Regions from separate parts of the Homo sapiens genome. Here region 2 is linked to region 1. A link is an interaction called in ENCODE POLR2A ChIA-PET data of the cell type or tissue named here. Cell type or tissue: PC-9. All regions are shown on one strand. Links, peaks and the distances in the headings refer to the core of each region. The heading gives the core; the rest is flanking DNA.

Region 1 (16,166 bases), core at 2,844-10,843:
AAGAGTGGATGGTACTGACTGTGGGAAGCTTCCTGGGGTCTAGGTCTGAGGAATAAAACTGCAAGATAACAAACGATAACGAGGAAGTAGGAGTGCTTGCTTGCTTTTCTTTTCTTTTTTTTTCTGAATTAAGTTCTTTTAATAGATTGCATATATAGATGTTCAGCCATACCCTTAGATCAACTCTTAAGAGTAGAACTTTATATCCAATTAAATGCTCTAGATACCACCTTTCTTATTTTTTACAGTAAGGTCTGGTATTCAAATACCCACTTGTACACTGACAGCTTTAAGAAAAGAGGACACAGAGGGAGCTGTCATTTTTAGCAGCAATGAAATACCACTAAACCCTTTTTACATACCGAATTCAAGTCACTATCAGAGGTGAGCGCACCACAAAGTCAGCAGGTACAAAATTGCTAGTTCGTTTTTCAATTAATAACTTGAAATTACCCTTGCCTCACACCCCATTACATCTTTTTATAAACAGCAAACATTTTGCTATTTTATACATAGGCTAGCAGGCTTGTTTCAATATGAAAGTGCCAATTCATTTCCTGATTTTTATAATCAGTTATGTAGTGCTACAATAAATGACCAATAATCTACATAGGAACAATGATGAATGAAAATGATGAAGATTGAATAAAGCTATCAGATTACCTTATCTTATTGACATATAAAGAATAGATACCCAATGGTGAGGAAGAGACAGAAATTGGACAAATGCTCATAGGTGTAAAAATTACATCTACCTTTGAGTTTTATACTGCAAATGAGACATTTTAAATAGTCCTGTAGCCCTTGCCTATTCTTTCCTCAGAAAAAGAAAAGCTGCCTTCATGACATCCCCTCGTGTTTCAGATTTCCACAGTGTCACTTTGAAGCTTCACAGTCAGGATCTTCCTTTCTTCAAAAAATAAAGAAATATGCCCCCTAAGGTACCTCCCATCCCCCTCGATCCCCCAAAATCCCGCTGGTTTCTTTTCCAGTGCCAGGTTGCATGATCGGGTCCCATCTCCTGGGGTTGTTGTTTCTTTTGTCCATCTATTCATCATTAGTTTAGAGTAGATAACATGAACCACTTCTGGAACCACTGCTAGGACGAACACAAGCTCTTCACTACAATCACACAGCAGGAAAGAAAGAGATAACTCAATTCATCCCTGGTGCTGGGCCTCCAAAATTGAAAGAACTTGGCACAACTGGAGCACTGAATTTGTATCCTCCATGCTTCTCAATCATTTTGGATTCATGGGCTGCTCTTCTTTGATCAGCCAGCATTGCTATATACTGTAACTGTTTTCTTTGTTCTTCAGAAAGATGGTGAGTCAGAGCCTGATACCACACAGGATTACGATTTTGAATAGTTTGAAAGATAGTTTGAAACTATTCAAACTATCGATTTGAATAGTTTGAAAGATAGCTTTAAATATCTGATACACATCAACAGGGTTATCTTCATCATCAATGATTGTGGAATAGCCTTCCAGAGCAGTCTCTTCCGCATCATCTTCTTACCAGTCTTCATCGTCTCCATCTTCACCAGCCTGCTTAGCCAGAATCTCCAAATATTCTTGCCCATCTTCATCAATATCATCTTCATCACTCCCCGGTTCCTCTGGTCAGTGCCACGCCCTTTGCACTGCAGAGCGATGACCTCTAACAATTTTGTTGCATGACACTCTGCATCTTCTCCTGCAACTCCTGTAAGAACCTTTTTGCACATACTGTATATCACTTCAAGATACTTGGTGACAGACAGAAGTGTGTCTGTATCAACTGTTACATAATTACGAAGGAGGAGCATCATATCTGTAAAGTAATCAAAGCCATCTTGCTGGAAGACTTCAAATACAAGGGGAAGTAGCTGCCACATCTGTGGAGACTCTCGTTGTCATGTCAAACTGTGCACTAAAGAGAAGATCTCCTCATAGAATTCTAAGACATGCTGTTGTAAAACAGTAGGAACGACCTGTAAGCAGATTCCCTCGAGCTGTTGGGTTATCTCTTAATGATCTTCAGCTACACTAAGAAGCGTGTCAGGTGTATTCAGAATTCCCATAGCAGTAACTGCTTTGTCATCACTACCTTCTTCATCTGGCCCCATCTGGATTACTTGGTTAAATGTCATTGCCAAATGTTGTGTCATTTCTACTGCAATAGGAGTAAATTCTTCACTATATTCACAGATCATTTTCTGAATTGCATGGGTAAGGTCATCATTTTCTGTTTCTCTGATAATATGAAGAAGAGCCTGCATTACAGGTCTGATGAATGGTGTGATATATTCTTTAGCTTTTTCTTGATTGCTGATCAATACTTGAAGGGCAATGGCAGCTTCCACTTTCACAGGCATTTCTCTATCATCAATCAGACATCTTCTTGTCAGCTCTAAGGCTGTTTGAAGGTTCTGATCACTTTCGAACTTCACTTCACAGAAATAGTGAATTACCCAGCAAGCCCTTGCTCTCATGTAGCCTAGTTCACTGCTGAAGAGGGGGAGTACATGATTCTGCAACATGCATTCCATCTGATCGTTATAGATCTTTTTCTTCAGAAGTATTTCAGCGAAAGAGCCAATCATATGCAGGGCTCCATCTTTTTTTCGAGGGTCAGCATTTGGTTCTGTAAGAATCTGGTAACAAAATCCTATAGTCTTTTGCAGTACCTCTTTCCTCTTACTACAGGCTGTAAACAAAAGTGTCTGGGCAGCAGTGGTAGGAGAAATGAAATCTTCAAACACATCAAACTTCATGCATATATATTCGTAAGGGTCTTCTTGCCAAAGTTCCTCATCAGCATCTGTATAGCACATCAGTGGAAAAATAACATCTTGGATAATGCCTTGTATATGGGGCTTTGGATTCTTCCAGGTGAGAGCATGAGAAACTCCTTGATTAATAAAAATTACAAAGGCAGTGAAGGCCCATTGGGGAATATACAGGAATGTTTAAAGCAGAAAATAAAACTCCTCCACCCAGAGATCATTGTTAATTCCCTAACTCATTTCCTCTTTCAGGCTTTTGAGATAACCTGGGCAGACTCTGGCCATGGGAAAGGAAGGCTCAGGGGCCCTGTGAGATGCTGGTGCCGTCCAGCTTGGCTCCAGCTAGGAAAGATTGGGCCTGGGGTCCTGGACACACAGAAAGCAATGGGATTTGTCAGAATCGTCACCAGCTTCCTCTAAGCCTGGGCAGCAGAGTCTTCTAAGCACCCAGCAACATACAAATTCACCAAAGAAAGCAGTTATTAGAGTTCATACAGAGAAAGGAGCTGATGATAAACTGATTTTCGGTTTTTAAAGATTTGTTTGGTGTATTAAAATGTGTTTTTGTTGTCTTTAGTAGTCTATTGACACCACCTTAGAATCTCTCTCATTCATTTCTCATCTATAAGATGAGGAAGGTAACAGCCACACTTCTTTCTCTTAAGTTACAGACTCCCAGGGAGCAGGTTGCTGAAAGCTCTTTCAGGACACAGTCGAGGTGTAGAGCCCCGTCAGTGTCTAACATAACAGAAGGACAAGGTGGATAGAAGGGCAAGGTGCCTTTCCAGGGCAGCTGCAGAGTATCAGACTTTCTCGAAGGAAGGTGGATGGCCTGGTGGGACGCAGTGCTCTCATCTAGATTCTGGTGAGAATGGCAGTCCTGGAGGTGAATTTAGTCATAGTCCATCAAACAAGTCTAATTGGACATGGCATTCTACCTCTTCAAAAGCTAAACAGCCCACTTGACAGAAGTTTCCAAGTTTGGTTTAGCAATTCTATATTGTATAGATACTGCTTTTGTCTGTTGTAATGAACAGGAGTTATAATTACTCCAAGGTTTGTTCTTTTTTTAATGTGTACACTACTTTTACATCATCAATTGTTGGTCCATTTTGTTAGTTTCTTACATTCCACATAGACTAGTCTGAATGTTTGCAGTGGGATCAGATGTTACTAGCATATTGTCAGATTTTTTGTCTTATTTTTTTTCTATCACAGCCTGCCTGCCTGCCTAGATCTGTAGAACCAAGTCTCATTCAGGTCAAGGATCAAGTGCTTGAAAGGAACTGAAACTCATTCATAGGGTCAGAGCGGGTGGTGGCAGACAGGAAACATTAGAGAATGTCAGGCAAGGCAGGGGCTCTCCCCGGTATTTCTCCCAATGGCCCCATTGTCTCTCCTCTCTGCCATTTGTTTCCTTTCTCTCCAACCCCTGGACCCATACCCTCTGTGAGGCTCTTAGTTTCTGCTCCCGCATAACATCAGCTTGCGTGGAGAGGCCGCTACACTGGCTCTGGAATCGGTGCTTAGTGGCTCAGGGCTCACGTCTCTTGCTTTCTTCAGCAGAGGAGCCTGGGAGTTGCATCTCCTAACACGGCGGGAGAGGGAGGAGCCCCTTGACTTAGAGTAGGGAAACTTCCTGTCATTCCTAATGAGACTCACCTTATTGTCTTGGGAAAAGAAACTTAGGACATTTCAAGCCTCAGAGTGTAGGCAAGAGGCAAAGCAAAGGCAGGAACCAGGGGGCATGGAGGGTATGTACTGCAGGTTTCTCCTTTTCCACACCTCCTTCAGCATACAGAATACACATGATCCCTTCAGGGGTCGTATGGACCAACCTAAACCACCCCCAGCACAGTTTCTAAAATTCACCAACCAAGTGGTTTAAGGAGCGAGGGAGAATTAAGCAGAGTTCTCAGTTCACCTAGTGAGAATTACTAGCCAAGGAATTCTTCCTTGACTTAGGTGAGATTGTCAAGATTCAAGGGATGGACGTTTTTGTTGCTCAGGAGCAGGAAGGAGGCAAGAGTTCATTTTGGAGGTGAGGAATAAGGAGGAGGGCAGCCCAAGGAAAGTTGCGCTTTGAAGGAGCAAAAAGGAACCAGGAGGCAGAAGGACACAGGAAGCCTAGTGCTGTTGTTGACAATAGGTGCTCATTAAACTTCTGGTCAATTAACTGGAAGAGTAAGGAAAAGACGAATGGAAGGCAAAAGGGGGCCCACTCTGGAATGTGGATTTCAAATGTTCCCTATTGCCTATGCTTTTCCCTGCAGCTGAGAGCAGCTGCCTTTGGCTCTGCTCCTGGCTTGGGCCCTGTGGTTCTTGGGGAGGTACGAATAGAGCAGGGGAGCCAGGAGCCCTGTATCAAACAGGCGAGAGTCTTGCATCTTCCTTTCTGATGCATTCTAGAAGTGATGAGAAAGCATCTTCCTCCACTCCCAGTCTGTTGCAAGATCCTGCTGGAATTCCACTCACTTCTCTGCCCTCACTTGCTACAGGGACTTCCTCTCCAGGATGAAGTCATGGGGGCAGGAGCCATGGGGAGCCTTTGCGGCTGTGACCCATGATTGAGTCTGGGGGAGGGGTAGCTGGAGGTGGGGTACAGCCTAAGGCCAATGAAACAGTTTTTCACAGCATTAACTTAATGGGAAATGGAGGGACTCACAAGCAGATCTTGGACTTATGACTGCCACACTCTGCTCTGACCTGTGGGGCTGACAGATTGCTCCTCAGTAGATGTTGGACTTGGGTAACTTTCTCCTTCATGTCCCTTAAAACCCACGACAATTGTGTCTATTCTGGAGTTTCCCTGGCAAGAGAAAGTGAGCGAAAAATAAGCATTTACGTATATATATTTGTGTGTGTGTGAGAGAGAGAGACAGACTCCCAGGGCGCAGGACAGAGACAGGTTCTGTCACTCAGGCTGGAGTGCAGTGGTATGAATATGGCTCACTGCAGCCTAGAGCTCCTGGGCTCAAGGGATCATCCCACCTTAGCCTACTGAGTAGCTGCAACTACAGGTGTGTGCCACCATGCCCAGCTAATTTTATATTTTTTTGTAGAGATGCAGTCTCACTATGTTGCCCAGGCTGGTCTCAAACTCCTGGGCTCAAGAGATCCACCTGCCTTGGCCTGTCAGCTTGGGGATTTGGTTACAGGCATGAGCCACTGCACTCAGTCCATTATTTTTATTATTAACTTAGCAGCTCTAGGAATCTTTACCCTAAACGTTTTCTCTCTCTAGAGATCATAATGGGAAGACTGGAGATTGTGAAATCAAACAAAAATGGGTTTAAATCCTTTCACATTTGTTATCTAATGTGTGGTCTTATCTCATCTCTCTGAGACCAGTTCCGAGGTTTGTATAATGAAGTTAGTAATATTACCTCCTTAAAGCATTGAGGATTTAAGTGGAGAATACCAGTGTTGAGGTAGAAATGCCAGTCAATCCTGGCAGGAAGGGGGATGACTAGAGGACTGTTTAATAAGGGAGTTATTTACAAAGGTGTGGCCAGGGTAGGAAGCAACAGGGACAGAGCTTACCCAGGCTGGTAGCAGTGAGGCCACCCTCTCCAGCTCTGAGGGGGTGGGAGTAGGGCATTGCCAGAACCTGCCTTGCAGGTACTGTGTGACCTTTAGTCAAGAGACAAAGCCATCCCACAATGACACCAGCAGGGAGGAGTTGACAACCAGCGTCATTTCCTTCTCTCTCCCTCCAGTTCCCTGCCTGGGCTCCCTCCCCATTGCTGAAATCCAACCAGAGGCCAGAGGGTAGGGGAGCCCCCGTAGGTAGTCTACTGAGAACAGCCTCTGGGGACAGCAGCTGGAGAAGGGTGAACCATAGAGTGAACCAAGGAGACAGAAGATCTCCAGCACAGCAAGAGCTCAAGAAATGAGATGACTGTGATGAGTCATTCAAGTTCAGTTTAGAGCCTTCCAGCCCATAGCTGGTAAGTTTCTTGAGAACAGGCATTTTTGTTTTCTCACAAAGCATTGGTAAATCTCCATACAGATAATATGCGCCCATCAATGGTTGCTGAACAGTGATCAGGTTCTGAAAAAAAGCAAAAAATACTGACTTGTGAGCAAGTTTAACATTTGAAGTTCAAAGACAATGGTATCATAAATTTAAATTGCACAGCAAGGAATAAAAACAAGACAGGCATCAAGTCTGGTACAGCTTCATTTATTTCTTACTCTTCCTACCGAATTGAGTTTGCATCCAGGTACTCCTCATGCCTCCGTTGGCAGAATGATGATGTAATGAACGAACAGCATTTACAGTAAATGACAGCAAATTGCTCTGTAATTCAAGGGCTAACCCATGTGCCACACAATGATCTTTTGATGTCTGTGAATTTCTTCAAGGTGGGTGGGGAAGCTTTTTGCTTGTAGGGAAGGCTCTGGATGGACTGAGCCTCTGACATATCAACTGTAAATCCTGGAGTCCTGGGGCTTTATTCGGAGGAAGAAAGCACCTTCTACAGGCAGCAGTAGAGTGGACTGTCCCAGAATCGAGCCCACTGCCCTGAGAATTGGACTCCACAATGGCCAGTTGGACATTGTCCTTGTGCCCGGAGGGGTGACCTACACGTGGGACAGGAAAGGACATTGTGGCTTCATCACCAGAAATGCTCTGCCAGGTCTGTCCTTCTGGAACTTGCCTAACCTGCTCTGCAAAGGTTTCAAGATGTTCTAATGCATCCACTTTAATTTATTCAAACCCCAATGTACGGTCAGATTTTTCTGGCTTCTGGCTAGCTAGGTGAAGAGAAGGGTGTTGCTCAGAGGTAATTAAATGGTGGGGCAGAGCCATTAGGAAAGTGCATGGGTCCAGGTCATGCTTCTCAGGCCTCAGGTAGCTTTCTGAGAATAGCCTGTCTTTCGGCATCCCAAACTAAGGCCTCCACAGCCACGCCGGGCCCCAGAAATCTGCATTCTAACACTCCTCGCTGATGTGGACAGGCCTTGTTGTGGAAACAGGACTCCCGGGAGCAAGAGAACCAAAAAGTATATTTCAGGAGAATTTAAACATAAAAAAAGTCCTACCTTATTTAAAAAAAAAAAAAAAACTGCTTACTTCCCTTAAAAAATACGTACCTAAGGTTAGCCACTTGCACTTATTTGTAGAATAATCGCATTGTGCTTACATTTCTTGCAAGCAAAATGTCATTTTATTACCAATTGATCTGGCAAGAAAACAAGTGAGCTAAAACCTTTTTATACTTTTTTTTCTCACCCAAGATCAAGTAATGATTGGTTCCACTAAAGGCTTAGTAGAACAGCCCATCTGTGTGACTGCTGCAAAAGTGGGTGACAAACTCTACACCGGGGTAAGTGACCCTTTCTGTTGTTGTCACCCTGTGGCACCGCACCATCTGTTTGTTGAATTCCTCTGATAGGCTGACTTCTAATGATCCTATACTTTAAAGAAGTGGCTTCTGCAGCATGGGCTTTCAATCCAAAGTCCAGGTGGTGTGGGCTGAAAAAAGGAACTGTCCAGACTCTGGTGCTAGTGTCGGGTGGGTTTCCACAGTCCACGCTGAATGCTGGGGGTCAGAGGAGCAGCCAACCATCAAAGTCTGAGTACAGCGTCTGTCCCATGTGAGCATGAGGGAAAGGGAATCCCAGATCTGACTTTCATCCTTCAATTCCCATGCTCAATTATTTTTAACTTCCATGTTTCAGGATGGAAAAAAATTGCCAAAACACACAGAACAAGGCTTGTCCAGAGAATCGTTGAGGATGTGAGAAAAAGTTTAAACTTAAAGTTCTTATGGCCCTCAACCTTCTGGAGTTAGAGGAGGGGAGAGGGTGATTTGCAGACCGGAGGATTGCTGGAGGCCTAACCCTGAAATTAGTAGGGACAGGTTTGTTATTTGGCTGAATCACCTGGCTGGTGCCTGCCTGAAGTCAGAGGAGACGGGCAGGGCCACCCTATGTATGGAATCAAAGGAAGAGCTAGTGGCTTCTGGTTCCTGGCCAGATTTCTGTCTGTTTCTGCTTTAAATAGGCTGTGTACACCCAAAGGCTGTGTGATGGACACATAGTTATTATTCAGGACATAAGACAAACTTTTGCCTGGCATCAGCTTACCATGTGGCCAAAGCCTGCCTCAGTCCCTGTATGGTGAGTGCTGTTGTGCCTGTTGTCCGTGTCCCCTGGGCTGAAGCCCCATGCCACAGCTCTGGGACAAGGGTGGGGGATTAATAACCTTAGGACCTCGCAGGACCCTGGGGTCCCAGCCTTTGGTTGCCTGTACTGCTCCCGGGTGGAGAAATTCACCTGGGAGTCCCTCCAGGTCCTCTGTGGATTAGGGAAGTGCAAAGAGGTGGGTGAGGTAGCCAGGAGGCTACTCCACACAGCCCTTTCCTTCAGGATGTTTTCTTTCTGCCCAGAGTGGTGGTGAACACACAGGCTGATATCATCCCTCTTTTGCAGGGTCTGTCCTGGCTGAGGCAGGTTTGCACCCTGCCTGGGTGCTCAGCACTTCGTGTGAAGGGAATCATTCAGGGCAGTCACAAGCCCCTGCACCCGGGAGTCCACCCTGGAAGCCAGGGGCTGGCCCATGGCTTCACACACACGGCCAGTGGGACTAGGACTAAGTGAGCAGAGCCCAGTTCTTCTCGTTCCCAGTGTGAGCTGATGTACAGGCACCTCCCTGTAACTGGATCAAAAGGGGACTGTTTGGCAAATACAAATCAAAGCACAGTCTAGGACCCAGCCGATTAGAGAGAAGGCATGAATCAGAGAAGAGAGAAAATGGGAAGAGGTCAGAGATAAAGGCAAAGCGTGGTTGATGAGAACTGCAGAAGTACGTGGGAGGGGTCAGTGTTCTGATTTATTGACTACCTTTCAACTCATTGTTTAGCGTCATGGGAACAAGGCGTTTATCAGACAAGATCAGAAGTTTAAAGGTGGCCAGCTTTATGGGGTTAATAACTCCATGTCCATGTTCCCTAAGTGAAGTGAATAGTTCTTTGTGCTGATAACATGCTGACGGTTTAACGGTGGTTTAGAAAGAGCACAGACCACATGTGAAGAAGTAACCACTTACCAGATGACTGTGAAGACAGAAATCAACAGAACCTGCAAACACGCTATTTTCCTGGACCTAAATAAGTGCCCATTCAGATGGTGACTGCTTTTTAAAACCTTTATTTTTCTCTCTATAGGCTTAACATATGTAATGTAAGGAGCCGGGAATCTCTGCAGGTTAAACTGCTGAAAAGAAAGCTCTGATGAGCTACGGAGGAATGAGACAGAGTTCTTACACAGGGGTGGAGCGGGGGACGCTTTCTGGCTTCATCGTGATTCACTTACTTGCCTTCGTGTGAGTCTCCTCCTTTTCTGAAATAAAACCCATCCTAAAGGACAAGGATTGTTCAGTAAGGAAATTCAAGAGATTTTCATATAAGCTTGAAAGTAATCCAGAAAAGGAATTATAAAAATGCTTTGAACAGTAGCTGTATTATTTAAGTCCACTTATTAGGTGGCTGCTTTGAAGAGACAAATGTTTATTGGGGTTTTTAAGTTCTTGTGCATTTGTTTATAGGAGAGAGATAAAGGAATTTCCATCACGTATGGGCATATCTTGTCTTGACCAGCTAGTCCTCTTTCCTATGATGCTTCTTGGACTTGTGCAGAAAGCATTGCCCCTCCTTACCCCAGGGCCAAGGACCAGCTGACTTCTCACAGGGCTGACTCACAAAACCATCTACCCGAAGCATCTCTACTTACCTGACCTGGGCACTGAAGCGCCTTATCTTGTTTACCTCAGAATCCTCCAAGGGCATGGAAATCACTAGAAATCAAGACAAGTCAGATAAAAGGATTTTGTGCTACTTCCAGGTGTCCAGGAGGTAAAGTTTGGATGCTGAAATGTCAAGATTTACAAGACATTTCAGTGGCTTATGAGAACAACAGAACCATGTACTTGAAGTGGAAAATATAACAGAAAATCTGGAAAGCCACAGCTTTCATACAGCTGTACAAATGACTAGATTATTGCTCTAACATCTATCTGAGGAAATAGGAGTTTTGCTGAAGGATAGGGACAACCAATGTGGACCCTGGCTGTCTTGGGAAATTGTAACACTTTTGGGGTGGCAACTGGGAAGAGAGAGGATGAGGACATGAGAAGGCAGGGTGTTAAATAGCAACATAAAACAAGGGAAGGCAGATTAGAGAGGTAGGCAGCTGTGGCAGACACAGCCAACCATATTTCCCTCATAACAGCTCACATATCCCCTCAGGGTACCAATGTGCTCAGCTTAGAACACACAGCTTCCCTGACTCCCTTGCAGCTAGGGTTGACTGTGTGACCAAGGTCAGCCAATGAGATGCGCTTGAGTGACAGACTGAGGCTTCTGAGAATGCTTTTTGAAGGAGAAGTAGCTGACATGTGTTACTTGGATTGTTTCCCTTTGCCCTTCTCCCTTCTCCCTGGGCACAGAGCTGGAATGCAGAAGTAGGAACCATCTTAATGCTACAGGATAAATGCCACATGCTAAGTGTAACAGAAGAGAAATCTAGAACAAGCCTGGAAACTGATCACACTGCAGAGCTGCCATGCAGCCTTGAATGACTTCCCCCAAAAAATCTTCTGTTATAGGAGAACAGTGAACCTCTATTCAGTTGAGCCATCATGCTCAGGCTTCAGTTTCATAGGGCCATCTGGACCAAGTCCTAATTTATGCTGTACTCCAATATATCAGACCCTGGACAGAAGGCCAAGAGGCCAGAGTTTCAGTCCTGGCTCTGTCCTGGCTGTCCTTATTTATGAGTGTGTGACTTAGGCAAACCACCTAGGACCCCAAGCCTCAAATTGGGGGTAAACTAACTGCCAAAACAACATCTCACAGACTGTGTTGAAACTAAAATTATTTAAAAGTATTTGAAAAGTATTAACATTATTAGGAAGGTAAAGAAAGGGGTTAATTCAGTAAGGCCAGGCTTAAGAGAAGACATTAAGAAAATGTGGTGTTTGGAATTCAAAGTCTAGGAAAGGATGGCCGGGCATGGTGGCTCACATCTGTAATTGCAGCACTTTGGGAGGCCAAGGCAGGTGGATCACCTGAGGTCAAGAGTTCGAGACCAGCCTGGCCAACATGATGAAACCCCATTTCTACTAAAACTACAAAAATTAGCCAGTCGTGGTGGCACACGTCTGTAGTTCCAGCTACTCAGTATGATGAGGGCACGAGAATCACTTGAACCTGGGGGGTGGAGATTGCAATGGGCCAAGATTGTACCACTGTACTTCCAGCCTGGGCAACAGAGTGAGACTCTGTCTCAAAAACAAACAAACAAACAAAAACAAGTCTAGGAAAGGAAACTTCATACATAGCACACCTGGAGATGATATGACAGTTGAGGCCAGGGAAGGAGCCAACATTAGCAATGGATTCCCACGTATTTCCAGCGGGCAGGTGGGTCCAGCAGCAGATGTAGCCAGAGATCCTGGTACCCAAAGGCCCAGTGGGATTAGACTGTGCAGCCTATACAGACCAGATGATAGCACAGAGATCAAACTGCCCCACCACAGAACTTCCTCTCTGCACAGGTTGAAGGGAAAGAGAAATGTGAAACACTAAGTACTTAGCCCAGTGAGATTAAGTTCATCTGGTAGAGATTGTGTAAGCCCAGTTGGAAATAGTGGCTCCTGGGACATTTGAGATCTATTATAGAAAATAAAGTTATATTTCTCTGTGTATTTAAACGTTGTAAATTTCAGTGCCTTTGCCCATAGCTACAGAAAGCTTAATGTCAGTGGGCACAGGAAGGACAGACAGGGTCGGCCCTGGAACTAGATACCCCTGCTGAGCTCGGGCAGGTGCTAGGGATGCCTGAAGATGAGGGAAAAAAAGCAAGTCATGCAGGTAAAACACAATAGCTAGAGACAGGCAACAGGTGGTAGGTAGGCGTAAAGGTGTGTGTGGGATGGACCATAACATGTGAGGAGGTGGAGTGCAGCACAGGGAGGCCCAGCTGAGCTGAGCCCAGCAGAGATATTAGCAGACAGCTGTGGGGGAAGCTGGCCATACCTACAGAACCAGAGCACAGGGGAGGAGAGGCAGAATAGTGCCGGGGCCACAAAAAGGAAATAGCAAGAGAACACAGAGTTATGGTCCAAAGGGGCAAGGGGACAGGGCAAACAATCATCGGCACTAGAGCGAGTCCCCAGGATGTGGCCTCCAGAAGAAGTGACAGCCTGCGTAGAATCAGACAGCGCATCCAGAGTGGGGGTTTCGTGAGCAACGCTTCATGTATCCTGTCTGAGGAGGGGGCTGGGTCGAGCCCCTGGGGGAAGGCTCTTTCTGCATGCCTTCCAGAGGTTGTGCTAAGTGTGGTTGCTGGCGGGAGGTGGGGAGCAGGTAGGAAGATGTAGCAAATGGTCCAAACGGAGTGACAAGGTAGAATGGTACCCAGATAGAACTCTGCCAGGTGAGAAATGCCAAGAGAGCTGCAAAAGCTGTGTCCTTGGCTGTGGGTTTGGGCCAATGAATTTCTCTCCCCAGCATGAGGACTTCGCTGCCTTTATGCAGGGAGTAATGGTAGACAGTGCCTAGTAGATTTGATATGTTGGTTTCTGGGGCTTTTCCAAGTACCCTAAAACCACACCATGAAAAGTGTAAGCCCTGGCCCCCTTCCCAGTGAGTAGTTATCCTCTGGAAGATTCTGGTGCGCTGCTCAGGGCATCGAACAAGCCCCCGGCTGACTTCTTGCTGTTGTTTATCACAGAGGCAGATGGGTGGGGGTGCGCCTGCTACATAGAGGTCGTATGGATGCCGAGAGCAGCACATCTCTTTTTGGCAGCTTAAGCCAGGCCTGGATTAGCAAAGCATCCCAATGGGAAATGCTTCCAGGAGAGAGGAAAATTGGTTTGTTTTTTTAGCACGGGGAGTAGCAGGGGAACATCAGTAGAGACCCTGGATATGCCATCTTGATAGACCAGAATGGCTTTTACTCATTTAAGAACCACTGACTTGTAAGAGCAGCTGGTCGTGACCCACTGTTCCAGCCCTCACCAGTACCAACATTGCTCCCTGAGCCTAGAAAACATGAAGGCTTTGTTCAGTGATTTTATGGCCTCAGGAGAGCTTCACTCGTTGTTATGGACAGAATGTGTCCCCCAAAATTTTGCATGTTGAAGTCCTAATTTCCAGAACGTCAGGATGTGACCTTATTTGACAATAAGATCATTGCAGAGGTAATTAGTTAAGATGAAGTCATTAAGGCGGGCTCCAATCCAACATGACTGGTGTCCTTAAAAAAGTGGAGACTTAGACACAAAGTTATGCATAGAAGGAAGATGATGTCATGAGATGCAGGGACGAGATGGCCATCTACAAGCCAGAAAGAAAAGACAGGGATAGATTCTCCCTCATAGCCTTCAGAAAGAAACAGCCCTGCCAATGCCTTGATCTCGAACTTCTCAACTCCAGAGCCGCAGGAAAATAAATTTCTATTGTATAAGCCACCTAGCTCGTGATACTTTGTTAAGGCAACCCTAACAAATGAATACACTCATTATTCGAAAAAAAAAATACTTTTTCTTCTCTCATCTTTTCCTCTGATGTGCAATAATTAGGAAAGAGACAGTACAACAATTTTGAACATATGTATTTTTGATAGAAGTTTGAAAGCTGGGTATCCTCTAAAATCATATTTGTTCACAGCAAGATTGAAAATTATATAATGTGCCTCACTTTCACTCTTTAAGAGTATTTTTAGGTCCAGGTGCAGTGGCTCACGCCTGTAATCCCAGCATTTTGGGAGACTGAGGCGGGCAGATCACGAGGTCAGGAGATCAAGACCATCCTGGCTAACACAGTGAAACCCCATCTCTACTAAGAAATACAAAAAATTAGCCGGGCATGGTGGCAGGCGCCTGTAGTCCCAGCTACTCGGGAGGCTGAGGCAGGAGAATGGCGTGAACCCGGGAGGCGGAGCTTGCAGTGAGCTGAGATCCCACCACTGCACTCCTGCCTGGGCGACAGAGCAAGAATCCGTCTCAAAAAAAAAAAAAAAAAAAAAGAGTATTTTTAGATAGAGTTTATTTTCTCCAACTATAAGCTTTTTGCTAATCCTTAGAATTACTGCTGGGTGAGGGGAACTGTAAGGAAATGCCAGTGTATTTACTGAAAGTAAATGCTTGCAAGCTTAGGATCATCTGGAGTGATTCCTCAGCCCGACCTGAGGCAGGCATATTAGCCTCACAAAAGTTTGCAAATTCAGCATAATGTGAAAGAAAAGGAGGGCTGGGATATTTATTTTTAAGTGAATCTTTTGATCTCCTGGAAACAAAGTGTTCACTTTCCTGAGCAGAATTAAGCTCTTGGTTGCCTTGAACCAGCAGCAGCCTCAGAATTTGCTCAGAGAGCATGAAGCTCAGTTGGGCTGGTGTGGGAGAGAAGTTTTCCTAAGAAGATTATTAACAGGAAATAATTCATCTGAGTTTCTGAATGGTCTTTCATTGCCAGGCCACAAAAATTCCTTATTTTTAAATAAACAATCATGTGGCTTATGCCTGTAATCCTAGCACTTTGGGAGGCCGAGGTGAGGTGGGTGGATCACCTGAGGTCGGGAGTTTGAGACCAGCCTGAGCAACATGGAGAAACTCCATCTCTACTAAAAATACAAAATTAGCCGGGTGTGGTGGCGCATGCCTGTAATCCCAGCTACTCGGGAGGCTGGGGCAGGAGAACTGCTTGAACCCAGGAGGCAGAGGTTGTAGTGAGCTGAGATCGTGCCATTGCACTCCAGCCTGGGTAACAAGAGTGAAACTTAGTCAAAAAAAGAAAGAGAAGAAAGAAAGAAAGTGAGAGAGAGGGAGAGAGAAAAAGAGAGGGAGGGAGGGAAAGAAAGGAAAGAAAGAGAACTAGGAAATGCTCAGAAAAAACTGTCAGATGAATTCTGTATATAGACTTTCCAAAGCTAATTTGATGGGCTCAGCTTTGGGGCCACGATGTTCACCAACGTTGTGGATTCTCTGGGCCTATTGGGCTCTGAGAGATAGGCCCCAGCACAAGACTGGCACATAGTAGGCCCACAGGAAATATTTAAGGAGTGTGAATGGATAAATGGATTTGGATGCAACAAGTCTGAATTGTGGATGCAAATTTGATTAAATATGTTCTTTATTTTATTTATTTATTTTTTTTTTGAGACGGAGTCTCGCTCTGTCGCCCAGGCTGGAGTGCAGTGGCGGGATCTCGGCTCACTGCAAGCTCCGCCTCCCAGGTTCACGCCATTCTCCTGCCTCAGCCTCCCGAGTAGCTGGGACTACAGGCGCCCGCCACTACGCCCGGCTAATTTTTTTGTATTTTTAGTAGAGACGGGGTTTCACCGTTTTAGCCGGGATGGTCTCAATCTCCTGACCTCGTGATCCGCC
Region 2 (16,166 bases), core at 3,500-11,499, 120 kb before region 1:
GGTTTCCTACCCGCTGCTGCTCTGCAGTCCTTACTTGGCAGGCACGGACGTAGAACCCATCCAGCTCTGTCTTTCCCCATACACAGTGTTGTAAAATCAAACTCATTGGTCATCCCTGGGTGATTGGGCCCTATTGGAACCTTCGCTTCTGATGTCCTTAGAAGTGGCTCAATGAAATATTTTTCTTTTTCTGAATGTGGGGGGTGAACAGAGAAAATTGCCATCATTTGTTCTTCTTCTGTTAATTCTCCCTATGATCTCAGGCCAGGAGTGTATGGGCAGACAGTTCCCTGTGGCCATTGACTCAGTCTTCCGAACTACAGCATTTGCCCTTTTATTCAAAATCCCATCTGTCTGGTTTTCAATGGTTCTGTCTGTAGCATTTTCCCCACGCTGGTCTATAAATGCAGGGGTGTGTGTGTGTGTGTATGGATGCTTAGATGTACCTATAGATAGAAAGGGGAGTGCCTAGGCCAGATCACTCAGAGAAGGTGTTGGATTAAGCCATTTTGATGTTTCCATTACAGAAATCCTAAACTAAGCACAGCTTCTCTGACACCAGTAACAATTTCATTACTGAGCCATGAGATAACAGCAGGTTTACAAGAGAAGGTGGTAAAAAGATTGAGAATTCAAATAATGAATGGAGTGCACACAGGAAAGGGTACTGTGCATGTCTTCATGAGGAACCTGAATTAAGGCTGCTGTGCCACAAAGCAAGTAATGCGTAATTTTTTCTTTGGAAGCATGTAAAGGCTTTAAGATAACAAGTTTCTCTTAAGAAAACCTAGGATTTTAAAAGAAACAGAACTAAGATTAGAACCTTCATCGTGTATTCAGTTCTTTTCGTATTATATTAGTAGTAATGAATACAGATTTAATTGCATATAATGCATTTCAAGCAATTTTAGATTGAAGCAGAGTATTATGACTGTAGAAAGTCCATTTTTTAACTAATGCAAAATATTTGCAAAAGTATTTGTCTTTACGTTATACATCAGCCATTATCCATTATAGTAATGATTTTAAAATACTTCCTTTTTGTTCTATACTTGATTTGACTCACATATTTAATACAATATTAGAGACGTGGGAAAAAACACAATATACATCAGCAAATACAGAACCCATTAAACAAGAACCAATACAGCAGAAGTCCCTTTTCAGCCACACTCCCCCTCCTCCTGCAGCATTGTTTTGTACACTTGCTTCATATACATACACACAGAAACAGCACTTATTACTATTGTCTTTTAAATATAGAAGTTGACTCTTGTCTCCTTGCATAGTTCCTGGTGGGCACTCCTGGGCTTTGGTCTGTCCTCAAGGTCGTTCAGGGACTTGGGTTCCTTCCTAGGGTAGCATGTCTCTGTCTTTGGTGAAACACGGCTTTAAAAAATCTCCAAAGCATCATGAACCCCGAGTTTGTAAATTTCATAAAGAAAGATGAATTATTAGAAGATGAAATTGAAAAGCAGATACACAATTTTGCTCTGCAGTCATCAGTCAATAAAGAGTCAGGAGTGAAATCCCGGTTCTTGTACCAACACCTATCTGCGCACTTTGAACAGATACCATTTACGGCAGTGTTGACAGTTAGTGTGGCAACTGTGCTTACTTATTGTTAGATTTCTCTCATCCAGGTTGGATGGACCACAGTATATTTGTTTATTTCCCGGCTCTCTAGTTCTCTAGGAAAACCAAGGGGTTTTCTTAGCTCTGTGGCCATCCAGGGGTGAGGGGCTCCTCACAGGGGCGCAGACGGGACTCAGGGAGGGTAGGGCTGCCCCCTTATGAAGGTGCTCCTTCCTTGGGAGTTCTCCTGGGTGTCCTGGAGCTGGCTGTGGGCAACAGACCCTGCCCCAGGAAGACGCAGGTGTGGTCAGCACAGTGCATCAATTAAATCAATTCCGAGACTGCTCCATACACACAGGGCTGAAAATTTACATTCCATACGATTTATCTTCCCAAATTATGTTCAGTCACAGTATCCGTGAAAGCTGTGGGAGAGTCTACAGTGACAGTAGGCTAATAATAGTAAGATGCAAAAGGATACTCAGCAAAATGCCAGCCACCTGAGACCCCCACATTAAACCACAAACCCTTCCCATTATCAAATTTGCAGTGAAAGCTTAAATTGCACATCTTGGCTTTAGCTGTCCTATTATCATCACAATCTATTTACTGTCTGTGAGAATAAATCAAATGAATTCATTGTGCACATCTGAAAATGAATCTACATTCCCTTTTACATGGCTACTTTTTCATGACATATAGGTTATCTTTGCCACATTGCTTTCCATTTTAAAAGAGCTAAGAGTTTCTCAAAGTAAGTACTTTTCTGAGAGTCCTTAATTTGGAAGAACTCTGCTTTCTCTGAGTCGCTAGGGGAGAAGTTAACAGATGCTGAAAGATGACATCAGCATTTAATTGCAAATCAGTTCTGTTTTCTGGTAGCCTGGCTATTGTGCTCACATTTGAAAACTGTTTTGATTCTTAAATTTTTACCGTGTTTGCTAAATCTGGATAGATTATGAAGTCACATTCCTAAAAGATACTTGTATGTTTAGAGGCGAGAATTGGAGATCTTCAATGAATTGGAGGGTTGCCTTGCTTCTTAGACCACAGAAGCAGCTCAGGAATATAGTGCTCACCTGGTGCCTAGCAGGGTAAGCCCAGGACAGGAGCTCATATTTAAGTACGAGAAATGGAGTGTATGCAGGGAGAAAATGGAAACTACAGTTTTAAGGATGCTTTGGGGAATATGGAATCCTTGGTGAAAAAGGGCCATTATACAGCTTTCTTCCCTGGTAAAGGGATGAACTCCTGAATTTTAGGTGTGGGGACAGGGGGTGGGAGAGGGATGGGGGAGATCTGAGTTCATAAAAGTGTCTTTCAAATAATGTGAAGAACAGCTGGTATGTGTCATGTAAAGGGTCAGAGAACACACGAGCTGTAGAGGGGCATTTTCTGAGGAATGCATGTGCTTTTAGATTTGCCACAACCCTGAAAGCTAGATCTGAGGCTCAGCAAGATGCAGCATGGGCATTTTTGTCAATGGAGGAGTGGATTCCTTTTTCTGCACACAGCAGCATAGCTGACATTTTTTTCCCTTCTTAATAAAGACATCCACCCCCTTGACCTTTAGAGCTGATCTTCTAAAAGACCGTACTGTTTCTTGCATAATCATCACCTGTTCTGCTACACAATTGCTCTGTTTGGACCCATGCTTCGGGATAGGAGACATCCCCTGAGAAGGCCAGGGTCAGACTGGCTGGGCTGCAAGCAGCCGGAGGTGCCTGCTGTGTTCCTGCAGTTTCCAGTGTGAGCTGCAGAGGAGAGACAGCCACTTTGTGAGTAACCACCATAATTCTATTATTAGGTGAGAGGTTAATAATTGACATGTTAAAGCATATCCGGGAGGGTATAGAGGGTAAGTCTAAATGTCAGTGTTCATTAGTGGTTTTTTGTATTACAAGTTTTCTTATTCCCAGTATTCATAAGATGTCACTCTTGAGTGTTCATGAGATCAACTAACTCATCAGCAGGTAAACACACAGGGCCTTCGTGGCACCTCAAGCATTTCATAACATGAGGTTCCTTGAGATTGCAAATGTGATAGAATAAAATCTGTACACAGTATAAATGAGCAACGGTGTCAGACAACGACAAGACAAACATGTTTCCAGCATGTCCCCATTTCATCTAATGTGATGTGCGAAAGAACTGAAAAAGGAACACAGCAAACTGGGAGGCTCAGGGCACGAGGTGCGGCAGAGGAGCGAATAGAGGCCAGGCCAGGCCGGCCCAAGTACTAATTCATCACAGTTGCAGGTGTGGTTGACTGGACCCTAACTCTGGGAGGTGCCGGCTGATTTGGTCACCACAGTTGTCTTAGGGGCCTGCACGGCTATGGTCCCATTTTAAGAGCTGGGGAGCTGAGTTGCAATGAGGCCAGCCTACACATGGTGGAGCTGGGAGAGCACCGGGACACGCAGCCCAAGCTCCTGGTGCCCTTGCATTCATGTGCCAGCTTCTGACAAGGGCTGCTGTTCTGGGATTTTACTCTAAGAGCGCAGGGAAGCCACGTCGATGGTGTAGGGGGAGAGGATGCCCCCGCTCGGCAATTAACACGAAGCCCCTCTCTGGAAGGAGGATGCTGTGGCATTGCCTGGGCTTTGTCACAGTTTTGTCATTCTGGGCCAGCCTCCCCCATCCTGTGCACCCCTCCTTCCTTCCGTGTGGAGCCCCCTTTCCTCTAGGATGCAGTCTGAAGGCCAGCTTGTGCACAAGGCCTCCCGTCCAGTGTCCCCTCAGCTGAGTGTGACCTTCCTGCTGGCCCTTAGCTGCCCTCTGGCACTGTAGTCACCTCTGTCAGTGCCTCTCCTGATTGCCAAGCATTGCAAGGGCCTGTGCCGGTTGCCTGGTGGCCCTGAGGCTCTGAGCCCTCTGCAGAGTTTAATACCCTTCTGCTGAGTGACATGTTTAGGGCCAGCCTCTGGTCAGAGGAAAGGCCAGGCTAGGCCACTGCTTGCATCTTTGAGGGGTGAGGCTTGCCTGTGGAGGGGACTGGGCTCAGTGAGTGGGTGTCATGTCTGTGGTCAGTAGCTGGCCCCTGGGGCGACTGACTGCTGGGTTCAAAATCCTGCTGCACCAGGGACAAGCTGGGTGATGTTTAAGTTGCAAGGCTTGGGGCTTTTTCTTTTTTCTTTAGAGGTGCAGTCTCCCTCTGTCAGCCCAGGCTGAAGTGTAGTGGTGCGAACTTGGCCCACTGCGACCTCTGCTTCCCAGGTTCAAGTAGTTCTCATGCCTCAGCCTCCTGAATAGCTGGGATTATAGGTGGCACCACCACACCTGGATAATTTTTTGTATTTTTAGTAGAGACAGCTTTTCTACTAAAAATGGCTATGGTGGCCAGGCTGGTCTTGAACTTCTGGTCTCAAGTGATCCATCCATCTTGGCCTCCCAAAGTGCTGGGATCACAGGTGTGAGCCACCAAGCCCAGCCAGGGTTTTTTCATTTTAAATTTAAGAGTAACAGTACTACTCAGCTCATGCATTCACTGTGAAGATTAAATGAAATATTACATATACTCAATGCATGGTGAGACTTAATAAACAGTATTTATTGTCATCATGATCTGGGTGCACATGCCACCCCAAGAAAGGACAGAAATTAGCTCTACCTCAAGCATAACCCAGAAGTCCTGGGGGGAAATGGAGGCAGGCGCGGCCCAAAGGCTGCTCTGCAGACCAGGCTGCAAAGTGTGTGAATGATTCCTGTCTGCAGCAGCCCCACTCATGGGAGCCGAACCACCCAGGTGTGTGTCCCTGTGAAGGTTAAGGAAGGAGGTTCAAGCTGGTGTGCTGAGGGAGAGCTTGTGACCACAGCCACACACTGTGTGCCCTCGGGTCATTTATTGCACAACACATAAAGAGATTTCAGTCACCTAAAGCTCTTGATGATCAGACCAGGTTATCTGTAAATTTCAGGAGAAAATGCACCTGAATTCACTCCTGAAGGTTGTGGGCTGAGGGGCTCTTCTTTCAGTTTTCCTTCATCTCAGAGAAAGAGAACACCTGCAAAGCCTTGACTCCTTGTCCAGCTGGAATGGCCAGGCCCTGTCCCTGGGGCTGGCTGATCTTGACGCTGATGCTCCATAGCCGGCAGCTCTTAGTGCCTTCGTCATGGGCCACCATGAAAGAGGGCGGTGCCCCCAGCCCCTCCACAGCTCTCCAGGTGGACGGTCTTGTTGGTGGTGACTTCAGATAAGAGGTAGGGAGCAGGAGAGCAGGAGAAGGGGAGGGGAGAGAGAGAGAGAGAGAGATCAAGAAAGAAAAGAGCAATCTAGAGTGTGGACTGAAGCTGTGTTTAATATGAAGAGAAGGGGAACACTGGAGGAGGCAGCAGGCCTGGGCCAGCTGAGGAAGGCAGAGGTGAATCTGCTGTGAGTCACCTGGCAGAGACCTGGAAACCTTTGGCCCCCAGCTCCCTGTCCACCCCCATGTACTCCTACCTCACTGCCCCCATCCCCTGATGGCTCTCAGGCCTATCTTCTGCAGCTCCTGTCCATGAAAATGACTCACTGATGGAATGACCCACAGGCCCCAGACAGCCATTCAGCCAAGGAGGAGGGAAGAGGGGGGAAAGCATAGCTCTGGGACCAAGTGCGGGAGGTGGGGGCTGCTCTTGCCAAACAGAATCAGGAACAAGGAGCAGCACAAGAGGTGCTGAGCAGTGGCCTCAGCCAGCGGGCTCTCTGCTGCCAGGGGCATGCCATCCATCACGTGGGGTAGGTCTCTTTGCTGTGGGTACCCAAGAACTCTGCCAGGCCCTGCTGAGGGTGCCCTGAAAACCTCAGCCAGCCTGCTATCCCCACCTAAACTCTGCTCTGGTTCTTCCTGGAGCTGACACATTTAGTTCAGTGCATCCCAGACATCACCATGTGGAAGTGAGAGGCTCAGCTGGTCCAGCAAGGAGGGCCACCCTTCTCCCATGGTCCTGTGAACCAAAAGTATCTGAGATACGTCTCCATTAATTTAGAAAGTTTATTTTGCCAAGGTTACTGTCAATGAAAAGAATCACACTCTGTAAAATATTTGAAGGGATTCATTCTGAGCCAAATATGAGTGACCCATGAGCTATGACACAGCCATTAGGAGATCCTGAGAACATGTGCCCTAGGTGGTTGGGCTACAGCCTAGTTTTATACATTTTAGGGAGACATGAGACTTCAGTCAAAGACATGTAAAGATGTACATTGGTTTGGTCTGGAAAGATGGGACAACTTGAAGCAGGGTGTGGGATTGTTCCAGGTCATAGGTAGATTTTAAAATTTTCTGAATGGCAATTGATTGAAAGAGTTAGGTTACTATCTAAAGACCTAGAATCAATAGAAAGGAATGTTTGGGTTAGGATGATAAGGGGTGGTGGAGACCAAAGTTTTATCATATAGATGAAGCCTCCAGGTAGCAGGCTTCAGAGAAAACAGATTGTAAATGTTTCTTATCAGACTTAAGGTCTGTTGATGTTAACTCTGGTCGGCTTTTTTTGAATTCCAAAAAGGAGGAGGGTATAATGAGGCATGTCTTACCTCCCTTCCATCCTGGCCTAAATAACTTTTTCAGGTTAACTTTGGAATGCCCTTGGCCAAGAGGAGACATCCATTCAGATGGTTGGGGGGCTTACAATTTTATTTTTGGTTTACAGGCAGTCCTGACAACATGTGCACAAGGCAGTTAGGGTAAAGCTTGGTTTTACACATTTTAGGGAGATATGAGACATCAATCAAATACATGTAAGATGTACACTGGTTTTGTCCTGAAAGGTGGGACCACTCGAAGTGGGGAGGGGGCTTCCAGGTCATAGGTAGATAAGAGATAAATGGTTGCATTCTTTTTGGATCTATGATCAGCCTTTCACTGAATTAAACAATTTATATGTGAGAGGGGATAGTAGTCGCTTCTTAGTCTGGCTCAGCGAATCTGCATTTTTATATAAACAGTGGGGCAGAGGAAGCAATCAGATATGCATTTGCCTTAGATGAGCAGACAGATGACTTTGAGTTCTCTTCTTTGTTCCGCATCTGTGAAGATAAGCCATCACTTTACATCACCAAAGTGAAATTCAGCAGAATTGTTTTAGGGTAAAGATCTTGAGGAGTTTCCTTGTGGGCATATTGTGAGGGAGGTATGTAGCTTTTTTTTTTTTTTTTCATCTTTGTAGCTACGTTATTTAGGAATAGAATGGGAGGCAGGTTTGCCTAACCCCAGCTTGACTTTTCCCTTGGGCTTAGTGATTTCGGGGTCCCAAGATTTATTTTCCTTTCACAGTCCCTTGATCCCTCGTGCCTGGAAGCTCCTCCACCTGTGGCCTGAGTTGGATCTGCTTCTCCTCCCAGCAGTCTACTTCCTTCCTCCATCCTTTCTTCCTCCCATGAATCTTCCTCCCCACTCCTCCCTCCCTCCTGCTCCTCCATGGGGCAATTCACCCAAGGCCTGGATGGTGTCTTGGCAAGCAAGGCAGGGCCAGTGCCTTGTTGGTGGATCTGAGGGCCCTGGTGCATGGGACGTGCTGGTTGGCAAACCATTCCTAGAATCCACCCTGAGCACCTGGTTCTAGGAATGGTTTGCCATTCCAGCATGTCAAATGGTTGCTAAATGCTTTGCCCCACTGGTGACTGAGGTCCCAGGGGATGGAGACCCCTCGGATTGTCCTAGAGGAATGTTCCCTCTCTGCCTTACTGCTTTCTTCTGTCTTTCCCTCTGCACCCATACTGCTGGGATATGCCTGCACTCTGCAGTTTGCTGACTCCTCTGCAACCTTGGCTTTGGTTTCTCCCCAGGTCCTGACCACCTGGCCGTGGGCCCCTCCCTGTAGAGCCACACTGCAGGAAAACAAGGCTGCTTCAGCCCAGCGAGACCCATCTTGCCTGGGTGCCACCTCCCAGCCTGGATCAGCACTCGGAGCTCCCACCTGCCTCCCAGGGGAGTGGGCATCCACCCTGAGCACCTGGTTCTAGGAATTTCCCTTCCTTTCATTTCTGAGGCAGTGCCGGCCGGCTTGGCCATCTCATGCTGTCTCACGTTCCGCAGCTGGTCTGGGCCCAAGTGCTGAGGACTCAGGGATCCCTGAGACCGTTCTGGGCAGGTCTGGCTTGCTGCCCTCCCCTGGAGAATGTGGCGACCCAGCAGCAGGTGGTTGAGAGTGTCCCTGCTGGTGAGGACAGAACCTGGAATTCTGTTGCCACGCTCCCTGTCCTGGCTGGCTGATGCCCTCCAGCTGTGGGCTGGCCATGCTCCTGATGGGCCTGATATGGATACAGACTAGCATGTCCCATGCACCAGGACCCTCAGATCCACCAACAAGGCACTGGCCCTGTCTTGCTTTCTTCTCTTGGTGTGGCTGAAAACACCAGGCTCTAACTCTACTAGTTAAGCAGGAGCCTGGGAGTCTCCAACATCCTTCCTGGCAGGGGGCATGCAGAGAACATAGTCTTCAGCTCTGGCCAAGCAGCCATCTGTCCAGCCTGCTGGTGCTAGCCTGGGTAGATGGCCTGGAACTTAGGGGCAGAGCCCACCTGCACAGGCAAACTTGGGGGACCATGAGGGATGATCCCACAGACCCAGAATGCTCAGCCTTCTTCTTTAAACTTGCAGCGGAGGCTTCAATGTGCACCTCCGCCTCCCCCTACGGATTGTAAAACTCACAGGCACAGGGACCGGGGCTTGCCCACCACCCTAAACAAAACTTGCTGATGACTTACTGAGAAGATGAAGGCAGTGGTTTCTTGCAGCCATTGTGTCTGACCATGGGCCCCAGCAAGGATGTGAGGGACCTGTGTCACTGGCAAACACACTGTCAAGAAGCCAGGTGTGTAACCAGCCTATGATGAAAGCCTGCAGAGGTATCAGTCTCTTTCCTGGGGAATCTTTTCACCTGCGTCACAGCCAGACCCTCCATCACTGGTAGAAGGGTCTAGGGACTCCTCCAGAAGAGATAACTACTTTCTACTTAAGGACCAAAATACTTTTAGCCTCTGAGGCATAGGGCAGCTCACAGATGAAACTCTCTTCTATCTTGGTCAAGGTTGCCCCCAGGCAGGGGGACATCACCAGCAGATGCTCGTGGTTGGTCAGTATCTTGAGAAGTACACACCACCCAGGTACACCATTAGGGTGTCCTCTAGTACAACAGGACAGAGACAAAGGCTGTGCCTACTGTCTCCAAGGAGTGGGAGAGGACAAGCATATGGCAATTTTGATAGGCTTCTCACTTGGCCCTTCGAGTTGGCCATGTTGATCAAGTTCATGGTCTTCCCCTCTCAGGGGCTCCCCTGGTTGATCTTTTTCTGCCCTGACAAGCTCCTGGAGTCTGTTCCCTCCCCGTCTTCCGCAGCCAACCCCCAAGTGTGTGGTGGGCGGGGTGCAGGCTGCAAGCCTGTGATTACAGCACCTGCCTTGCTGGGAATGGCACGGGCATAGGAGCAGTCATGCCCACTGCAACAGTCAGTGTTGCCACAGCAATGCCCAGAACACCACCCTGAGCCCCGTGGCTGCAGACAGTGGCATCTGTTTGGTTTATGCGTCTGCAGGTCGGGGCTTTCACGGGCTTGGGCTGGGCTCCCTCCTGTGGCTGGCACTCCCCAGCTGTGGCTGGGGACAGGGCACACCTAGGCCACAACTCTCCCTCATCCAGCAGGCCAGCCCGACACCTTCTCACCGTGACGGCAGAGTGGGGAGCAAGCAAAGCCACACTGTGTGAGCTTTCCAAGGGCCCATTGTCACCCCTTTGCTAATACCCCACTGGCTGCAGCCCATGTGGCTGAGCCCAGAGCCAGGGTGGGGGGTACATGGCAACCTGTGCAGACATGGAAAAACCTCAGCCTCCTCTTCTCCCACTGAAACGGGCTTAGAGCTCTTCCTGTCTCCCCACGCGTGCTGCACTGTTTCATGCTCTTTCTCCCAAGGAACTTCTCCTCAGCTCAGCTCCCGCTCTGTAAGTGGAACTCTGATTTCATCTGAGCACCCTGGCTTCCACAGCATTGCATGCCCACTGCCAGCCCGTTCCTCCCCTCCCTCACCCACTGGGCTGACGATCCTCTCCCACTTGCTGCTCAGTTTCCCTCCTGGTTTGTCCCAGCTCTGGGGCCCATGGGCAGCCCCCTCACCCTTGTGCCTTGCCCCCCATACCTGGGACACTGCTTGGGGACAGTGCCCAGGATTCTACCTACTCTGAGAATGGGGACAAGAAATCTACACACAAGCTTAAGTCGCCCTTATCCTAAAAAGGTACTTTTTTCCTGACCTTGTGAATTCTTCCAAGATCTTATTGATCTCTAATTTGCCTTTTGTGAGAAAATGTTTTGAAAGAGTAACCTACACCCATCGCTTTCATTCCTTACCACCCACTTGCTCCTTGTCCCTTACAGTCTTTTTTTTTTCCACTTTTTTTTTTTTTTTTGCCCCAGAAGACCAGGCTGTCAACAGTCTGCAGTGTTAGGAGTGCCACATGTGTTCATTTATTTTGTCCTCTAAAAACCTCGAAGGCTTGGGTGCTGCATACAGTCAATAGCCGTTTGACCCATGAGAAAATCAGAGCTCAGCCTGGTCATGTTGTTCATGAGGTTATTGGGAGCAGGTAATGGACTGTAGGCCTTTCTGACTGCAGAGCCTGTTTTAAGCTGTTGTGCTGTACTGACTCGATGTGCAAGTCTGGAGTGTGCTAGAGTCAGAGCCTCCAAACCCGTCACGCAAAGGGGCTGTATACGCTTGCTAGGGCTGCTGTGCCACAGTTGAGTGGCTTTGACAACAGAAATGGTTTGCCTCGCTGTCCTGGAGGCTGGAGGCCACAGGGTCAGCAGGGCCATGCTCCTTTTGCAGGTGCCAGGGAAGGTCGGGGCCCAGCCCTTCTCCCAGTTCTTGGTAGCTTAACTCCAGTCTCCACATTGCATTCTCCCTGTGTGCATGTCTGTGTCCAGAGTCTCCCTTTCCATTAGGACACAAGTCATATTGGATTAGGCTCTCACCCTAATGACCTCATCATAACTAAAGTTGACAACTCGGGGGCACCAACACACCCCCCTTCCCCCATGCAGAAATGGCCCCACTGTTTCTGGGGCCTTTCAAAACCTGCATGTAACCTTTGACTCCCCCAAAACTTAACTACTAATAGCCTGCTATTGACCAGAAGCCTTACCGATAATGTGTCAGTGGATGAACACATATTTTGCATGTTATATGTACTGTATACTGTAGTCTTACAATAAAGTAAGCTAGAGAAAATAATATTTGAAAATCATAAGAAAGAGAAAATATATTTATTCATTAAGTGCAAGTGGATCATCCAGGTAAAGGCCTTCATCCTGTGGTCTGTTAGTTTGTAACAAAATAGTGTATGTCTTCTCCTAAAATTTACTATTGTTATTTAACAACTTCCTTTAAAAGGAAGGTAAGTGGTTTAGTGAAACTGATGAGAGGAAACAAATCCTGATTTCAATTGTGAATTAAGGGTGTTATTCACACAAGTTATTTCAGTTCCTGTCTTCTCCCTTTTGGTTAAGATTTCCACAGGATTGCTGTAGTTCTGAGATCCAGGTTCCCTTTTTGGCACTTTCTGGATTTTTTTTTTTTTTTTTTTTTTTTTTTTTGAGACAGAGTCTCGCTGTGTCGCCCAGGCTGGAGTGCAGTGGCGCTATCTGGGCTCACTGCAAGCTCCACTTCCTGGGTTGATGCCATTCTCCTGCCTCAGCCTCCCAAGTAGCTGGGACTACAGGTACCCGCCACCACGCCTGGCTAATTTTTTTGTGTTTTTAGTAGATAACAGGGTTTCACCGTGTTAGGCAGGATGGTCTTGATTTCCTGACCTCATGATCTGCCTGCCTTGGCCTCCCAAAGTGCTGGGATTACAGATGTGAGCCACCGTGCCTGGCCACTGGATTTTTATAGTAAACAATGACCTCTGTGACTCTTAACGAGAGATGAATAGATACAAAAAGTCTTATAAGCAAAAACATCGCTGAAAGCCAGAGTTTACTGCAAAATAGACACATGACATTATTTAATTTTTTTCCCAAATAGAGAACCTAAGTAAAAGCCTTAGCAATTTACCTTTTGCTGAGAGGAACTAGCTGGACTGTACATTTTAAGAAAATCCTTTCTTCAAAGTACATGTGAGGAAAAACTAATTTCGGGGACAGCCCTGCTTCCAAGCTTGTTTCTCCTGTGGCATCCCCTCTCTGTTAGCAGTAATTTAATAAAAAACCTGAATATGACCCTGTTGTGAGCTGAGTCAGGCCTGACCCTGAGCCAGGGGCCACCTGGCCCCTCTGCTTCACTCTCACCATTGCCCACTCATGGGGCTTCTTTTCTGCTCATGGTTCATCCCAGAAGGTTTTTCCCTGCCATCCCCTAGAAGGTCAGACCAGCCAGGACACCCCCGGCCTTCCTGATCCTTCCCCTTTGGGGCGACCCCTGGCAGGCCCCCCCCCAATTCCTAGGTCCACCGTTTCTGGGGTCTTTCCAGCCAAACCATGCCAAGGTGAGCCTCGGCTGGTGACACGTCATAGTCCCCTCATGACCCCACCTAAATCAGCAAAATGAAGTTGTTGGTTCTTAGAAATAATTTAAAACACAGAGGCATTTCCTCAGGCAGTGGGATTTGAGCATCAAAGACACGCTTCTGTCCTTCGTCCTTCTGCCCTCGGATGTCGCGGCTCCTTGGCTCCACAGTGACTTGGAGGGTACGCGGTGTGTATGTGTTGGCTGCAATAGTGTGAGCCACAGTGACACGTGGCATGGTTCTGAGCTCCACAAGGAAAATGGCAGAGCCCCGTTCCAAGTCCCTGGCAGGACTCGGGACTCTGCGTATGTCTTTCTCAGACACCCCTGAGACCTGCCCGGAATTGTGTTTGTGGCTTGTCCTTCAACCCCACTCCTGGCTCCTCCTGTGAGGGGTGGAGGCCAGTGGGGTCCATCCCTGCCCACCCCTGGAGTGCTCCATCCTCCAGGACGTGGCCCTGGGCCCTCCAGGAAGCAGCTGCGGCTCTTCCTGAGGCTGGGAGAGCTGTTTCCCAGTAGCTACCATTTCCATTTGGATCCAGATGTGACATCTTCCCATTTCTGACATCACCCTGGATGTCACATCAGTTTTCTTTAATTGACTTCTCACGTTTCTCAAATTCTTGCTGGAAGAATTGGGAGCGTCCTTTGGTGCCTGGGCAGCTATGATGCAGGCCACAACCACAATGCTAGGCTCAAAGGTGCCCTTCTTTGCCCACAGCCAAGCAGGGCCGCTGGGTTCACCTTGACCTCCACTGACTCTTCCTAAGCAGGCTCAGTGTCCAGGGCCCGGGCATGGCCTGCAGGGCTGTGGGGGTACCTCCCCGCTCCCTCTCCTTCCTGGCTCTCAGTTTCCTGAGCTGCGTGTCCCCAGTGTTCTCTTCCAGAAGTTTCATTGTCCTTGTGCAGAGAAAAGCCCCTGGAAGGCACTCTGGGACGTGCATTGTGCCCCAGTTCAGCACTAGGGTGGTGGCTCTGCACCCCAAGGCCTGGCTGCTGCACGATAACATGAGCCTGACAAATCCCAGGGTGCAGAGAATCCAGGGCTGGTGCAGGATGGCGCTGCCCCCGCCCAGGCTCATGCCCAGCCTTCAATGAATACAGTTTTAGTTACTGAATGACAGTGGATGGTGGAGCCCATGGAGGGTGTGATGAACACCAAGTGGGGCCTGACACAGACTCGGCAGCCTCAGGAAGGCAGGAGGTAGTGAGGAGCGCCCGAAGTGTGGGAGGAGGTGACAGGGTCAGGGGGCAGACATCCTTCCCATGGGGCCCAGCCCTGGGCCAGGGCAGAGAGTTGAGGTAACATCAGTAGATGAGTGAGCACTCCTGAGTTACGAATAGAGAACAAATCGCCAAAATAACAGCATGCATTTACACATGCTCACACGTGCCAGGCACTGCTCTGAGACGATAACTCAGTTAATGCTCACAATTCTCTTATCCTCATCCGAGAAATAGAATAATTTGCCTGGGCGTGCAGCAAGTGAGTGGTGGACCCGAACCAGAACCTACGTAAGCCCACGTGCTTGACCTGAATTCAGAGGATTGGAAACCCAGGGCTTAGAGCTTGAAAACGCACAGTGTGATCTAAATCTAAATCTCTTGGGCAGAGCTTTTCTCCATGCTCTAAAATTCTGCTCTTAAGGCCATGTGAGAGATGTATGTGTGTCTGTGTTTGTATGTGTATATATGTATATGTAAGATATACACACATATGTATATATACATTTTTGTTTACATATATTTTTTAGATCAGATAGACCCTGTCTGGCATTCCGATTTAACCTCAGCTAACCTGTTTTCACACATCTGTGCACTAAAACAACTCATTTTTTTCCTTTCCAGAGCTTGTCTTCAAGAGTAGCTGGTGCAGAAACTCGGTAAGAAGGGCCTCGAGTCCGTTCTTCCCTCTCCTTCCTCCTTCTTTCTCCTTTAAATCCTACCTCCATTTGCAGATTGTATAATCTGTATGTTAACTCCGTAATCCATATGTTACCTCTGTAACATACTGTTAAAATCACCACAAATTTGATAGTTTCACACTTTTCTTGACTTTCAAAACATATCATCTGTCAAGGTATTTGAGATGACTTCTTCCTTTGTGAAGTGAGGCCTCCTCTTAGCAAAATTTTAGACCCTACATGGATTTCATTAATATGCACTATTGCTACTAAATGTTCTGCTAGTGTGGCCAATCCATTTATAGGCAAACTTGGGAATGATTTTGTTTTGAAAGCAAATACAAATGAATCACCTTACACCCGTGGAAAACCAATCACGAGTCTTACATTTTAAGATACTTTACTGTGATAAAAACCTGGGAGTGTTTTGGGTTTTGTATGTTTGTTACTGGATGAATATAACCTTAGAGTTGAACACATTTTAATAGAAATGTGCACGTGTTCATAAATATGACATACTTAAGTCCTGTTGTAGATTAAACTGTATTACAAACCACTTCATAGTTGTAAGGTCAAAATGTCTTTTTTGATGGACAAATAGAAATGTTGCAAAAGATCGTTTTTTCCATCTTAGCATTATTTGTAACTGTGATTTACCTGTTGGACCCAACTAAAGACTAACAAGTAAAGAATCTGAGGAAGGTCTTTTAGGTAATAAATGAAATATCTTTTTAAATTCCTTTTTCTCCAATTAAAGTGGAACGCAGCTTCTGAAAATCTTTAACGAGCTAGACAATACAAAATTTAGATAATTTAATTTGAGATTATGTTTAGGTCTCAGAAAACCTGAGAGGTCTACGCATTAATAGCCAATGATGACACAGAGGCACAGCTAATTGGCGAGGTGAGCGCTGCTTGTTTGATGTTTTAGCAGAGGGTTACTTATTGATCTGCACCATAGGCCTCACCTAACATTGACTTTTCATTTGCTATTTGTCCTGTGTTTTACTTAACTGATGCATTTTTTTTGAAATTTTTAACTATTCACATTTGTTTGTGAGAAGAATTACATTACAGCATTTAGGTTCCAACGTTTTGTGTATCATACGAGTGGATTATCAGTCACATATCTTTGTGTGTTACTTCAAAAGCATTTGGTGTACACTCGAGAAATAATTATGACAAAGTATGAAAAACTTAATTT

What was found. ChIA-PET counts read pairs that join two places held together with the same protein. Peaks named below come from ENCODE experiments on the same cell type or tissue, not always from the same donor. Only the 100,000 strongest peaks of a DNase experiment are listed, where the experiment ranks them.
Region 2: POLR2A ChIA-PET joins it to region 1 with 5 read pairs; 2 of 35 experiments call an interaction of 5 or more read pairs at or near these places.

Annotation. Positions count from the first base shown.
Region 1 is chr13:24,120,910-24,137,075 of GRCh38, forward strand. It overlaps a transcript of SPATA13 not described here and the pseudogene IPO7P2. Among named protein-coding and RNA genes, the nearest start is that of SPATA13, 32 kb to the right of the region's middle. In PC-9, for the core only: no CTCF peak of the experiment used is centred there; DNase peaks (open chromatin) are centred at 6,362 and 7,442; H3K4me3 peaks cover 858 bases; H3K27ac peaks cover 2,670 bases.
Region 2 is chr13:24,002,761-24,018,926 of GRCh38, forward strand. It overlaps a transcript of SPATA13 not described here. Among named protein-coding and RNA genes, the nearest start is that of C1QTNF9B, 110 kb to the left of the region's middle. RefSeq lists an enhancer at 13,604-14,505. In PC-9, for the core only: no CTCF peak of the experiment used is centred there; a DNase peak (open chromatin) is centred at 5,411.